Linked DNA regions of Homo sapiens: all the other regions are linked to region 1. The links are chromatin contacts, found by Hi-C in ENCODE. All regions are on one chromosome and are shown on one strand. The core of a region is the stretch at or near the end of the contact, and the rest is flanking DNA. Distances in the headings are between cores, read along the strand shown.

Region 1 (5,032 bases), core at 1,182-3,681:
GAGATTGAAATTTGATTTTCATAAAATTTTCACTGGTCACAAATGATCCCGTTTCCGACCACTTAAAAATGTAAGAACTAGCTGGGCGCCGTGGCTCATGCCTGTAACCCCAGCACTTTGGGAGGCCGAGGCAGGCAGATCACAAGGTCAAGAGATCAAGACCATCCTGGCCAACACGGTGAAACCCCGTCTCTACTAGAAATACAAAAGTTAGCTGGGCACAGTGGCGTGCACGTGTAGTCTCAACTACTCAGGAGGCCGAGGCAGGAGAATCGCTTGAACTCAGGAGGTGAAGGTTGCAGTGAGCTGAGATCGCGCCACTGCACTCCAACCTGGCAACAGAGCGAGACTCCGCCTCAAAAAAAAAAAAAAAAAAGAAAGAAAGAAAATATTAAGAACCATTCTTAGCTTGTGAATCCTCAGAAAATAAGAAGCAGACCTGACCTGCTACCCCAGCTGTAGTGCCTGCTCTGCACAAATCACTCCCTGCTGGAACCCAGTAAAGCTCTCGACTGTATCCCCAACGCTTTAACACTCCTCACATGATCCGGCCCCAGCCTTCCACCTCACTTCCCACTTTTTTTTATATTTTCTGAAACGATCTGACTTTGCTATTGCTCTTAAAGGCGGCCTATTCTGCATATAATACTTGGTGGCCACGTCCTTGCCCCTCCTGAAGAGCTGCAGTGGTTCCTCCCTCACTTCTTGGCAGTTACAGTTGCAGGGGAGCAGCTTGATGCTAACTTGATTCAAACTCATTTTCATCTGAGCTTTCCGACCCAACCTAGCCCGTAACTCCTTTAAAGCCACGAAGACGCAATATGAGTGTTTTCCCACTTCTTTGTAAAGGAAGCTAAGGCAACAACGGGGGCTTCCCCTTCCCTCAGCTTCCTGGCCCAGGGCCCTGCACCTGCGAATCCCCATGTCTGGAAAGCTCCTCAAACAACTGCTCTTTCCTAGCCTTCTGGTCTGAACTTACAGGGCCTGAACATAGAAGGGTCCCGTTCATTTATTTTTTATTTATTTATTTATTTTTATTTGGAGACAGAGTCTCGCTCTGTCGCTCAGGCTGGAGGAGTGGAGTGGCGCGATCTCGGCTCATCGCACCTCTGCCTCCCGGGTGCAAGCGATTCTCCTGCCTCAGCCTCCCGACTAGCTGAGAGAACAGGTGCCCGCCACCACGCTCGGCTAATTTTTGTATTTTTAGCCAGGCTGGTCAGGCTGGTCTCGAACTCCTGACCTTAGGTGATCCACCCACCTCGGCCTCCCAAAGTGTTGGGATTACAGGCGTGAGCCACTGCGCTCAGCGTATTTTTTAAATTTTATTTATTTATTTTTTTGAGGTGGGGTCTCACTCTGTTACCCAAGCTAGAGTGCACTGGTGTGACCCTAGCTCACTGCAGCCTCCGAAACTCGTAGGCTCAAGGAATCCTCCTTTCTCTGCTAGGACTACAGGTGTGCGCCTCCACGGAGGGCAAATTTTTAAATTTTGGTAGAGATGAGGTCTCACTGTGTTGCCCAACCTGGTCTCAAAGTCCTGGGCTCAAGAGATCCTCCCGCCTCGGCCTCCCAAAGTGCTGGAATTACAGGCGTGAGCCACCGCGCCCGGCCTCTCTTTTCTTTAAAGCCACTGTGGCCATCACTGTGTGTGTAGACCTCACCCCGCCCCAGGCAAACCCCTTCCAGCACCCATCACACCGGTACCTCCAGTCTTGGCCCACCTGCTGGCGGGATTCCTCGGCACTAGACAGAAGCCCCCCGGGGCAAGGGGCTCCCTCCGCGGTCAGAGGCAGGGACTGGGGCAGGGGAAGAGGCTGGGGCTGGGCAGGGGCTGGACAGGGACAGGGACAGCGCGCGGGGGCGCGGCTCACCTGGTCGGCGCCGAAGGGCGTGATGTTGGCCTTGACGGTGGCCACGCCCAGGCCCACCAGCACCAGCCCCGCGAAGGTGGCCGGTGAGCAGCAGCGGGCGGCGGCGTCGGGACCAGGCGCCGTGCAGTTGAGCAGGCGCGCGGAACCGCAGAGCGCGGCTCGCGTGGCGGGCGCGGCCAGCAGCGGGAAGGCCAGCATGCCCAGCAGGTAGAGCGCCAGGCTCAGCAGGATGGCGCGCGCCCGGCCCAGCCGCGCGTCGGCCAGCCAGCCTCCGAACGGCGAGCCCAGGTAGGTGAGGCCCATGAAGAGCAGCAGCGCCTCGCTGGCCTGCGCGCCCTCCCAGCAGAACGGCGCCCCGTTCAGGAATAGCACCAGGTTGGACGTGATGCCGTAGAAAGCGGCGCGCTCCAGCAGCTCCGTCAGCAGCACGGCCCCGCACGCCGCGCGCCGGCCCGCGAACGCCCCAGCCGCCGCCGCGGCCGCCGCCGCCCGCCGCGCGCCCAGCAGCGGCGCCCGCTCGCCCGCACCGCCCCCAGAGCCCTCCATGCGACGCCGCCAGCTGCCTCGCCCCGCCGCCGGGTCACCTGTCCCAGAACCCAGGGCCGCCGCCCTTCTCGCGAGACTGCCGGGCCTGAGATGTCCCTATTGGGCGGGCTCGCCGCTGCTCAACGCCCCACTCGCCGGAACTTCCGGCCCCGCCCCGGGCACTAGGCGAGGAGGTGGCCGGTATTCTGGATCACTGCGTGTCTTGGGGAGCTTGGGATTCCGCAGCTTGGCGGCCGAGAGCCTTTGTTTGCCTTTTTGAGACAGGGTTTCCCTCTCTCGCCCAGGCTGGAGCGCAGTCATGCGGTTACGCCTCACTGCAGCCTCAGCTTCCCAGGATCAAGCGGCCCTCCCACCTCAGCCTCCCGGGTAGCTGGGACCGCAGGCGCTCGCCGCTGCCTGTGGCTAATTTTTAAACAGTTTTTTGAAATGGGGTCTCGCTTTGTTGCTCAGGTTGGTCTCGAACTCCTGGCATCAAGCGTTCCTCACGTCTCAGCCTCCCATAGTGTTGGAATTACGTGCATGAGCCACTGCAGGCAGTCGGACTAAGGGAGTTTAAACAAAGAAGCCGGAGCCTGGCCCTCTTCGGGCTTCGGTGGGGCCCAGTAGGCAGCCAAAACTCACACTGAGACGGCGGCTGCTCTCCAGGCGGGTTTGCTCAGGCTGCCCCCGTGCTCCCTGCCCTGGGCTTCAGTCCTGGAGAGGACCCGGTTTCTCAACCCGTGCATCGTTGGCACTTTGAGCGACGGGACTGTCCTGTGCGTTGCACGATGTTCAGCAGCAGCTTTGGCCTCTGCTATCCACTAGGGGCCAGTTCCACCCCCTAGCACCTCAGGTTAACAACCGAAAATGTCTTCTAGACTTTGCCGAAGGACTCCTGGGGGCAAATACGCCCCCATTGAGACTCACTGGCTTAGAACAAGGCAAGCTCCAGCCTGTTTCAGGCTTTCCCAGAGACTGCCCCTACACCATCTATGGTTGCATGGCTGGCTTCTCATCCTTCAACCTTCCACCGAAGTGTTGACTTCAGAGAAACATTTTTTTCACTAGCCTGTCCAAGGCCCGAGTATCCCATTCCATCATGTTACTCTTTTCTCCTTATTACCTGTTACATTTTTTAATTTATTCGTTTATCTCCCCAACCTGCATGTGTTAACAGGTGTAAGCTTCCTGATGGCAGGATTCTCTTGTGTTTTGTTCCTCACTGTGCCCCCTGCCTCTGGGACAGCGCCTGGCACATAGTGGAGTGAAAGAGTGCCGCCCAAAAATGGCCCTCAGCATGGCTTCAGAAATTGAGACCCCGGCCTGGGATGGTGGCTCACGTCTACAATCCCAGCACTTTGGGAGGCCGAGGCGGACGGATCACGAGGTCAAGAGATCGATACCATCCTGGCCAACATGGTGAAACCCCGTCTCTACTAAAAATACAAAAATTAGCTGGGCGTGGTGGCAGGCGCCTGTAGTCCCAGCTACTCAGGAGGCTGAGGCAGGAGAATCGCTTGAACCAGGGAGGCAGAGGTTGCAGTGAGCCGAGATTGTGCCACTGCATTCCGGCCTGGTGACAGAGTGAGACTTCGTCTCAAAAAAAAAAAAAAAGACAAAAAAAAAAGAAATTGAGACCCCGGCCTGGGATGATGGCTCACGCCTATAATCTCAGCACTTTGGGAGGCTGAGGCAAGAGGATTGCTTGAGCCCGGGAGGTAGAGGCTGCATTCAGCAGTGAGGGCATCACTGCACTCCAGCCTGGGTGACATAGTGAGACCCTGTCTCAAAAAAAAAAAAAAAAAAAGGCAAGAAAGAAAGGAATCGTGATCCACAGCTGCTGCAATGATTCAATTAGTGTAAGACCACCTCCTCTTCCTTCATCATTCCCTCCAGCTAAGATGAGGGTGGAGCCAGTAGCTGGGAAGTTGGCTTGCCAGTAGGTCATCTGGAGAAGTAATCCTGCCAGTAAGTCTTGAAGTTGCATGCATTCTCTTTTTAAAAAACTTTTTTAAATGTCCGACAGATAGACTGATGGTCAGCACAGTGCTGCCACACAGCAGGCAATATATATTTAATCAATGTCTAAGGAGAGAATAATTGAATGCCCGAATTGGACCTTTGCCACCTGTCTGTTGATGCTTGTCATTTCCAGCTGTCAGCTCAAATATCACTTTCCTAACCCTGCCACACTAGGTTAGCTCCCCGTTTTTATGGCCTTGGAACTCCCTATACTTTTTTCCCACAGCACCGGTTATAATTTATACTTATTTTGTGCAACTATTGAATGCCTGTCTTCAAAGCTGGGATGGCCGGGATCTTTGTTTTAACCACGATTGTAGTTCTAGAGGCTGGCACAGCACTTGCCAATGATAAATAGGTATTAGATTGAACTGGATGAGTGAATGACTGACCATTTGTTGAATGTAAATGATGCAAGTCACCTTATGTTCTCATATATGTGTGTGTATACACATATGTATATCTGTGTGTATATATGTATATATGTGTGTATATAAGTGTGTGTATATGTGTGCATGTATACATGTGTATATATATGTGTCTATACATGTTCAAGGGCATATATTAGTATTTTAACTTATTATTGGATACTAATATATGTCCTTGAACATGTA
Region 2 (5,032 bases), core at 1,556-4,055, 2.9 Mb after region 1:
CATCCTTTTGTTTCTGAGGTGTTTTTTGTCCTTTCTTAATATTTTATTTTATTCCTTTCAGACCTAGTCCTGCAAATATCCTTTCTTTTCTAATGTCTTGCAAGTGAACAATTTTATCTAGGTTAAAACTTCCTCACTTTGACCACTGTTAACTCTTAGATTACCTTTGGTAGGTTCACCCATTTCTCTGGAAAAGTGCAGACTCTGGGTTCATAGGTTCTTATACATGAAATTGGCTGGAGTTCCAGGTGGAGGAGTTTCAGACTCCTTGGATCCAAATGAAGGCATCATTCCCTGTATTCTCATACCCTTTCCTACCATAAGCCTCCTACTGGACTCAGTCCTGCTCCCATAGGCCTTGTACTGGATCCAGTCCCAGTTTCTGTTGTAACTTCTGGACCCAGCTCAGATCAAAAATGCTCAAATAAACTTTAAGAATTTGACACAAGTTGTAGAGTTTGTATCCAAGCAGGGCCTACAAGTGGCGGCCTCCAAATGTGCAGTGAGAAGCCCTGAGCACAAATGGCTCAGTGTGTGAAGCAGGCCCACGGGCACTGGTTACCAACCTGTTCTGAATTCTCATAAGCAACAATTTACATGTAGTGCATTTATTACCTATAGACAGGTGGTAGGAGACGAAGACTAGGACTCACTGTGAGCCAATCCCCCCAAAGCTCAGAAAGTTGCCCAGGTGGATGAAATCTCTACTGCGTATTCCTCACTTACACCACAGATAAGAGATCCCGAAGAGCAGCCCACCCAGATTACATACCACATGTCACATGAATCACTGGGCTAAAGTGTTGAAGGACCTTCTATTTCTAGGGGAGAACTGGAACAGAGCCTGGGCTACTTCAGCCAGTCCCTCCCTATCTCAGGATGTTGCATCCCAGCTCGTTATGCAGTTACTCTTGAAAACTACAAAGGAAAAGGAGGGAGAAGTGGGTAGGCCCAAGGCTATACAGAGAACTGTCCTGCACAATGAAGCACCTGCATCTGTTTAGTCACTGTTCCCAGAGGTCATCATTGAGGGAATAGGGGGGCCTTCAGATCCCATTTCTGACACCAGAACTGTTAAAAGAGAAACTTTACACAAAACAAATTCGAGTTTATTCGAGCAAGAAAACAATTCATGAATCAGGCAGCATGCAGAAGCAGAAGAGGTTCAGAGAGTTCCACTCAGCAGCATGAGCAGCAAGCTTTTATAGACCCAACACGGAAGCAGAAAAATTACTTGATTGGGTTTTGGTTTGCTTGCATAGGAGCTGGTGTTACAGAGTTGATCTCAAGCTAATGGCCTCCTTATTTGCTTTAGCACCCCACACCTGAACCCAAGGGAAAGCTTGAAGGGAGCCCAGCACCGAAACAAACTAGTAAATGCCTGGGGGCAAACAACAGTGTTTTTATCAAGTAACCATGACACATACATCTTCCTCAGCAGTGGCAGAGCAGTCTTGTAGAGTTAGATAGGAAGATGATGGCCTGGCCACGCATGCTCAGCTGCTGGCCCGGCTCATTCTACAGGTATTAACCAGTATTTGGCCCACAGTGTGCTAAGCACCATTCTAGGTGCTGAGGATGCTAAGGTGACCCCAACAATGTCCCTGATCTCTTAAAGCTAATTCTGGTGGGATGCTGAACACAGGATGTAACCTAAGGTGGTGATGAGAGGTACACAGACAAATCGGAAGGCACAAGTTAGCCACCAGTGAGGGGAAACTCCAGACAACGTAGACACATAAGGCCAGGTGGAGAAATGGATGACTGAGTTAAACTTGGGTAAGGAGCCTGGCAAATGAAGACAGAAGCATGACCCAGTCAGGGGAAACCACAACAAAAGACGTTTGGTGGGAACTGCCTGTTTCTTAATTTCCAAAAATCAGTTAAAGGTTCATATACATTATCTCATTTCAACATCACTGGTAGAAAGATTCCATTTTTATGGAGAGGGGATCTGAGGCCCAGAAAGGAGACGATCTGTCATCGTTTTCCACTCAAGGGCAAACATGGGGATATCCCATCCCATCCCAAAGCCTAAGATTTTGCACTCCAGGCCCTTTGTCTGACCTGAAATTACTGAGCTAAAAGGGACCGAAAGATCCTAATGGAACCACCGATGGGAAAACTGCGGCCCAGGAGGAAACACACCAAGCAAAATTGCACCGTATCCAGGTGGCCAGTCTCCAGACTGGGGTCTCCCTGCCCCGCCAGACCATCTCCCGGCGACAAGGGTCTCAGGTTTCCGAAATCTCGCCACCCGCGAGTGATTTGCAGCGCAGGGGCCTCTGCTGCCTCGGAAACCTTCAAAGGTGGGCGGGTCGGGGACCAAGTCCCCCTAGGGATGGAGAAGGAAACGGGGCCAAGGAAAAGGACATCGCCACCCTGGGCAGAGCACGCACGGCCCCAGCGACTCGGACATGGTGAGGGGCGCGGAGGCTCGGGGTGGACCCGAGGCCTCCACACATGTGGCAGGCTGCAGCAACCCGCCACCCACGAGGACTCGCCCAAGGCCCAGAGCGCGCCGGGCCCCTCCCTCCGACTCCGTCGCCGCCCGACTGGCCGCAGCGGAAGCCGGCGCGCGATCCCACGCTGCGCTTTCGCCACGTCCTGACGGCTGCCCGATAAAACGGACATTAAAATTGCACTTTCCACTGAATACAGCAGCGCCTATTGTGGCGGCACACCTGAATGCGAAAATTAAAGCCAAAATATTTCCTAGCGGCTAAAAGAGCTCCAAGCCTAGGCGAATCTGCCGGTCCGCTCGCCGGAAATGCGGGCTCTCCTGCCGGAAGCTGCCCCTCCACCATTTTGTGGCCCGCTATGGCGGCGGTGTTGAGGTTGGGTACGGGATGCGGGGTCTTTGACTGAAGGGGTAGGCCAAGTGGAGGTATCAGGGACGTCGCGCGGCACAGAAGAGGACCAGCCTGGACGCCGGGGACGCTGTCATGTACGGCGCGAGCGGGGGCCGCGCCAAACCCGAGAGGAAAAGCGGCGCGAAGGAGGAGGCCGGGCCAGGCGGTGCCGGCGGTGGGGGCAGCCGAGTGGAGCTCTTGGTTTTCGGCTATGCCTGCAAGCTGTTCCGGGACGACGAGCGGGCCCTGGCTCAGGAACAGGGACAGCACCTCATCCCCTGGATGGGGGACCACAAGATCCTCATCGACAGGTCGGTTCCTCTCCCCACCCGTCGATCCTTCCCTTCCCTCACCCGCTTGATCTCGTCTGATGTTGACTTGACTGCAAGGACTGCAGAGAGTTTTCTGGAGCCAGCGGGGATCTGGGGGACACCCCCTCCCCTGTCCCCACCTCCTCCTGGTGTTCTGGTGGGGAGGGGGACGGTGAAACCTGCCCTAAGGCACTGGCTGGAATTGCGTGCCGCGTCCGTCTCCGGAGGGATCGTCTCTGGTCCCGCAGCCCCTCTCGACCCCTCACCCTGTCGCTGGGCTGCAGTTGGCGATTCCGCGCGGTGAAAGCAGCCAGTGCCCAGGGTCTTTTCCTGAGTGCACCTGGGCCTGCCGCCCGGCGATGCCATGGGGTCGTGCGCTGCTTTTCTACTTGCCGCGCTCTCACTGCTCGGTGTACTGGGAGGGTACCCTGGGAGGCGTGCCTTTATTCTTCCGAACCGCCGCTCACTGAGACAGTGGCTAGAAGTGTCTCTTGGACCTGTGAGTTAGCCTTAACCTGTTATGCCCCCAGAGCCCTCAGTGGAGCGCCCGTACTTTGCCGGCATGACGTTTGATTTCCCGGTGATAATCCGACGAGTTTGACAGATTGAGGTAGTGAGCAAAGTTGCCCGTCAGTTGGTGGCCACTTGACTTCGTGCGGACCCTGGCCTTGCTCTTGGAAGAGATAGTGTTCTTAGGGCTGGTTTCACTGTCTCTTAAGACTGAAGGGTGGAGCTGGGATATAGATGTGTTGTTTCTTTTCAAATCAAACCTGCTTTAGGTCGTCACTCGAGGGTGTCTAGCGATTATGGGCAGTGGGGGCCTGGGATTAGGGATTTCTAAAGGCGTTTGATTTGAAAAGGATAACATTACATGATGTAGGTGGTTTGCTCCCCTCTTTCTTCCCATTTTTTCAATCCCCCTTCCCCTCGTCTCTGGGTTTTGGGGTTGTTGTGGGGTGGTTTTTTTTCTTTTTTGCCTGTTCGGCTACTTCTGGGGCCCGGACTGAAAAGCTAACCATGACCAACCATTAAACTGTGGAATAGTCTCTCCACGTGAAGAAAGCCCATCGTTTGAGACCATTAAAACTGGATTCTTCATAGCCCTGGAGCATGACTGTAGGGATGACCTCTGAGCTGGCCAGAATGGACACATTAATGACCAAATAGGCCTTTTTCCATCCCTGACGTTTCCTTTTGGAATTAGAGCTCGAAAACGAGAACTGGTGAAGGGAGGGCCGCGGAATCAGATCATGTCTGGATCTGATGGCTCCGTGCTGTGCTCAAGCGTGCTGTGCCTTCACACCATGGTTTATATTGAATGTGTCGCCTGAGTTGTCAGGCTTGCTTTTCCAAAGTGTCACTTGTGTTATTTATCATTAAAGTTTGGTAAGCAATGAAGTCTGAGCTCTTTGTACAGTTTTCCTATCATTCTGTACATGATTTGAGTTAGGTCTTCCAAAACTGGTGGGGAGCAAACGCCGCACATGTACATGTATAATATTTTTAATAATAATCTACATTTGTAAGTTAAGGAGGTTTACATCAAAATCCAATTAATTTTGAAATTTAATGAAATGCAGTAACTTGACTACCTTGGAATTTTGGGCCTTTTTCCTGTAAATGTCTTTTTTGGTCTACATTAATATTTTTGGTTCCCATTACAAAAGTCAGCATTAAAAAAATAAGCAGACTTTTGTTTGTTTCTCTACATTTGTTTTTGAAACCCTAAACCTGAGTGTTTTAAGTAAAGTTCACTAACTCATTCATTTATTATCTGACAGTTACACGTTGACAGCATCCTCATTGAATCCTTTATGTTAAAAGCATAGCAGAAAGTGCTCCCATTACTTATTTGGCCAAACTACTGTT
Region 3 (5,032 bases), core at 1,656-4,155, 2.0 Mb after region 1:
ACTGCAACCTCCGCCTCCTGGACTCAAGCAATCTTCCCACCTCAGCCTCCTGAGTAGCTGGAACCACAGGCATGCACCACTACACCTGGCTGAGTTTTTGTATGTTTTTTGTAAAGACAGGGTTTTGCCATGTTGCCCAGGCTGGTCTTGAACTCCTGAGCTCAAATGATCTGCCCACCTCAGCCTCCCAAAGTGCTGGGACTACAAGTGAAAGCCACTGTGCCCAGCCAGAAGGCTGCTTTTTATAACTCCCTAAAAACAAAAAATCTGGTAAACATTAATCACACTTATAATTACATAGCACTTGCTCCCTCCCACCTTCTCCCAGAGCTTCACACATTAGATAATTTTATGCTTCATAACTCCCTCTATGAGGTGGACAAGAGAGATACCACTGTCCCCATTTCACGTACAAGAAAAAGTTTTGAGAGATTTAAAAATTATTTGCCCAAGATGAGAAACTCCATGAGTGGAAACTTCCACGGATATACTCTCTGACTGCTCAGCTGCTGTGTCTAAAGCAGGATGGTATTGAAGTAGATGAGCTGACTTCTAGCTCTGCCGTTCTAGAACAAAACTGATTGACATGTTCTACTGTTTCAGGAAGGGTTTGGATATATAGAAACTGAGTGACAAATAATTGCCTTATTTGCTTTTTGCTATTCAAGCCAAGAAAACGTACTTTCTCACGATTCCCCAACATATAAATTTGGCTGTATTTTGCCAAAATAGTCACAGCTCTCACGTTCAATGACATTGAGCTTTTTTTTTTTTTTTTTATGAGACAATGTCTCACTCTGTCACCCAGGCGGGAGTGCAGTGGCATGGCACAATCATGGCTCACTGCAGCCTCTATCTCCTGGGCTCAAGGAATCCTCCTAGCTTAGCCTCCTGAGTACCAAGGACTACAGGTGCGAGTCACACCTGGATAGTTTTTTTGTGCGTGCTTTGTTTTGTTGGTTTTTCTGAAACAGAGTCTCTTTCTGTTGCCCAGACTGGAGTACAGTGGCACAATCTCGGCTTTCTGCAACCTCCGCCTCCTGGATTCAAGCGATGCTCCTGCCGCAGCCTCCAGAGTAGCTGGGACTACAGGTGTGCGCCATGACATCCGGCTATTTTAGTAGAAACGGGGTTTTGCCATGTTGGCCAGGCTAGTCTCCAACTCCTGACCTCAAGTGGTCCACCCAACTCGGCCTCCCAAAGTGCTGGGATTACAGGCATGAGCCACTGCGACTGGCCTCCTGCTAATTTTTTAATTTTTTTCGAGAAACAGTGTCTCCCTGTGTTGCCCAAGCTGGTCTCCAATACCTGGGCTCAAGTGATGCCCCCACCCTGATCTCCCAGACTGCTGGGATTACAGGAGTGAGCCACAGCTTTTCTTCATTAAATAAATACCTGAGCTCCTACTACACGGCACTGAAAGATAATCCATCGGGCAAGACAACACAACTATAATTTGCTGTGTTTAAGATGATATTGATCTGCGGAACACAGGGAATATTTGTCCATTAATAAAAAAGGAAAAATCACCGTGAAGAAACTTCCTTGGAATGAATATAAAGCATAATTTCCATGATCCTAAGGATGAAATCATTGCCTTTCTCAACCAGAGCTCCTCATCTGAACCACAGAACACAGATAATGATTTAAGTGGCTCTTTTCTCTATTCTCCCACTCGGGGGTACATAACAGCTCCATTCTAGCAGCAGAGGAGAGAGAATAATTCATTACATGCAGTGGGTGTCGTAGGGCTGTGGGCCTTAGCACCCCTGTTCTGAGGCTGCCAACAATTTAGAGACCAGAGGCTCTATCTGTGCACACACGTAGCATGAATTAGTACCTGTATTGTAAAGGGAAAAAGTCATAACTACTTCTGCTGGCCTAAGCCGTCCTGGGTTAGACAAGCTTGGAAAGTGCACGACCATCACTATCATTCCGCTGTCACTGCACCATGCACAGTCCTGTCACCTTTACACGTGTAGAATGCATCGAAATCCTTCCAAAATTTTTAGTGACCTGCTTTTCCCTTGCTAAAGTAAACAGTAACTTGCTGTGTGCCCGGCTGCTGGGCGCGTAAGGTGCGTTCAGAGTCAACACACGGTCCCAGTTTCCAAAGCAAACTACTGGGAGATCAGACACAAGCTGCTGTTCGCGCTCGCCCCACCCCAAGCACCCAGCACTCTAAGGTGCCCACATTTCACACCCATCTGTTGCCTCCCGCTTGGTGCACAGTCCTTTGTGAAGCCCCAGGGATAAAGCAGCGACCAAGAGGACCCGGCCTGCTCCCCGGGGCTGACGCCAGCTGCGGGGACCCCGTGGGGCGGACCACAGTTAGGCCAGTGGGCTCCGGCTGGGTAAGCGCCAGATACAATCCGCCAAGCGGAGTGACGGACAGGGAGCCACGCTCGAAGAGGGGGTCGAGGCCGGGACCTTCCCCGCTCCCTCCTCCTGCCCCAACCCGCCCTGAGGACTCCGCCCAGGAAGCCCTGGGGACCCCGCCCGGAGCCCCCACCCTAGGACTCCCGGGACCCCCGCCCTGGGGACCCCACCAGCAGTCCCCGCTCAGGACTCCCTGAGACCCTGCCCGCAGCCCCCGCCCCAGAACGCCGGAGATCCCCGCCCTGGGGACCCTCCCGGAGCCCCGCCCAAGACGCCCCGAGCCCCCGCCCGCCCTCCAGACGCCGCCCCGGCCGGGCCTGAACCGCTACCCGCGGCTGCCGCTCACCGCCGTCAGGTCTGGCAGCCGGTCCCGCATCCCCGCCGGCCGGGCAGCGCGCCCCGCCGCTCAAGCCTGTCCCGAGCTGCCTCCGGCCGGGCCTCGGGCTCTCCGGTCTCCGCCTCAGGCCCCGCGGTCCCGGCCCGGCGCCAGCAGCCCTCCCTGGAGCCGGCGCTGCCACGGCAACCGCGCCCCGCGCGCTCTGCGCATGCCCGGCCCGCGCCGCGCCCCGCACCCACCCACACGGCGGCAGCGCTTTCCAGCGGGAGCCCGGAGGGGCGGGGCCTGGGGGCGGGGCCTAGGCGGGGAGGGGCGGGGTCCGGCCGAGCCCCAGGCTGGCAGTTCCGCTACACGTGCTGTTTGTCCCTTGATCTGCTTTTATGCTTTCACACTCATTGTTTTATTTATCAAAATATAGAGCATTCAACGAATAGTGACAAAAGAGCAAAGCTCCCGGAATGTGCTGGGTGCAGCTTTGGGTAATACATATGCCGAACCTTCTCTTTAAGGGTCCACGCGCAGCCTCGGGTGTGAATGAAGGAGAAGAGATCGTGTACCACACATGATGCTTACGGAGCATAACACGGCAGGGGGCGGTAACGGGAAGAGCGTCCGCAGGCCCAGCCCTGGGATACCATTCTGGCAGGAGAAACAGGCAATACAGACACAGACAAATAAATGATAGATGAGAAAAGAAAGTAAGGGCATGGGCACGGAACTGGCAGAGAGGTCGTCATGAAGGTGCAGGAGCTTAGGTGAACTACCCAGGTTGGGGGAACAGTCCCCAAGACCATTATCACCTCTGACACCAACGGCAAATTCTGGCGGTTTCCAAAACCACCTTCAAGTTCCATAATTTGCTAGAAGGAATCACAGAATACACTAAAAACTACTGTACTCACAACTATGGTTTCTTAGCAGGAAAATGATACGGATTAACATCAGCCAAGGAAGAAGGGCAGAGGGGGAGTCTGGGGATTACGGCGTGCAGCTTCAAGGTCCTCCCGTGGTCCTCTCCCTGTGTAGTCAGGCCTCATTACTTGCCCTGCACTGATGTGTGGCCTTACACACGAAGTACTGCCAGCCAGGGAAGCTCACTTGAGCCACAGTGTGCAGAACGTTTACTGGGCTCCATTGCATGTGCATGATTGATTGATTGTTTGATTGCTTTCATGCTTGATCTCAGCCTCTTGGTTAAGTGATATCCATGTAACCCTAAGCCCCCACCATAAATCACACTGTTACTCTCTGGCTAGCCGAAGACTCCCAGGCAAACAAAGATTGCCTTCCAGGAGGAGAAGGCAAGGCCAGATTTGTTTTTAAACAAGGTTAAAGTCTTTACTGCCTCCTGGAGGAGGTGGCTTTGGTCTGACCAGAAGGCAGCGCTAAGAAATCTGCTTGAGAGCAACAGGCTACACATTAAAAAACAGGACGTTTTGGACTTGGTTCTAGGTGTGATGTGGTTCTGTTACCCGATGGAAGGTCTTGACAGCCAGTTGTCCAGGTGAGTGTGGTGGCGGGCACCTGTAATCCCAGCTACTCAGGAGGCTGATGCATGAGAATTGCTTGAACCCGGGAGGTGGAGCTTGCAGTGAGCCAAGATCGCACCACTGCACTCCAGCCTGGACAGTAAAGCGAGACTCCGTCTCCAAAAAAAAAAAAAAGATATGTTTTTTCTCTCCATATCCTGAACTTCCCCACCAGAATGCCTCCTGGACCCCGCAACAGGCAAGTGCTTTTCTTTCGGCCTTCTTGCCTCTGCCACCACCATTTTAATTCTCCCTCTCTGGTAAATACTGGGCCCTCCCTCGTTTCTCCCTCTCTCCCAGTGGATTTTTCAAAAACATATGATAATATTGGCAGCAGCTGGATGGTGTTGAATTGGCAACCAAAACTTTTTGTTTGTTTGTTTGTTTGTTTGAGACAGAGTCTTATTCTGTCTCCCAGACTGGAGTGCAGTGGCATGGTCATAGTCCACTGCCGCCTTGAACTCCTGGGCTCAAGTAATCCTCCCACCTCAGCCTCCAAAAGCACAGGGACCACAGACATGAGCCCACCATGCCCAACCTCAAAACTTTCCTTATCCTGCCAGAGAAAAAAAATGAAGTTGTGAATAATCGTTGTGGGAATTCAGGGACCCTGAATGGAGGGACCGGCTGAAGCCATGGAAGAAGAACATAAATTATGAAGATTTCATGGACATTTATTAGTTCCCCAAATTAATACTTTTATAATTTCTTATGCCTGTCTTTACTGTAATCTCTGAACATAAATTGTGAAGATTTCATGGACACTTATCACTTCCCCAGTCAATAC

What was found. A loop is a pair of places that touch in the nucleus more often than their neighbours do. Pooled maps may share reads with other maps.
Region 2: a pooled map shows a loop between it and region 1 (4-fold over the local background). The contact joins the promoter of SFSWAP here to the promoter of SLC15A4 in region 1. A Hi-C loop is called at or near these places in 10 of 50 pooled maps.
Region 3: a loop to region 1 is called in a map of IMR-90, with 12 times the contacts of the local background. The contact joins the promoter of STX2 here to the promoter of SLC15A4 in region 1. A Hi-C loop is called at or near these places in 1 of 168 maps with a recorded cell type or tissue (IMR-90), 1 of 37 single-sample maps with no recorded cell type and 8 of 50 pooled maps.

What each region holds. Positions count from the first base shown.
Region 1 is chr12:128,821,527-128,826,558 of GRCh38, forward strand. SLC15A4 (solute carrier family 15 member 4) reads right to left here and starts at 2,432. Exons shown (of 8, transcript NM_145648.4): 1 at 1,872-2,432. The coding sequence starts at 2,417. It overlaps LOC124903083 (a long non-coding RNA gene), which reads left to right and starts at 2,418. Exons shown (of 2, transcript XR_007063602.1): 1 at 2,418-4,364. RefSeq lists enhancers at 443-562, 623-702, 2,183-2,342.
Region 2 is chr12:131,708,285-131,713,316 of GRCh38, forward strand. It overlaps SFSWAP (splicing factor SWAP), which reads left to right and starts at 2,806. Exons shown (of 18, transcript NM_004592.4): 1 at 2,806-3,163. The coding sequence starts at 2,946. RefSeq lists enhancers at 2,361-2,450, 2,591-2,880, 2,971-3,040.
Region 3 is chr12:130,836,345-130,841,376 of GRCh38, forward strand. It overlaps STX2 (syntaxin 2), which reads right to left and starts at 2,906. Exons shown (of 11, transcript NM_194356.4): 1 at 2,726-2,906. The coding sequence starts at 2,755. RefSeq lists silencers at 2,470-2,529, 2,600-3,109.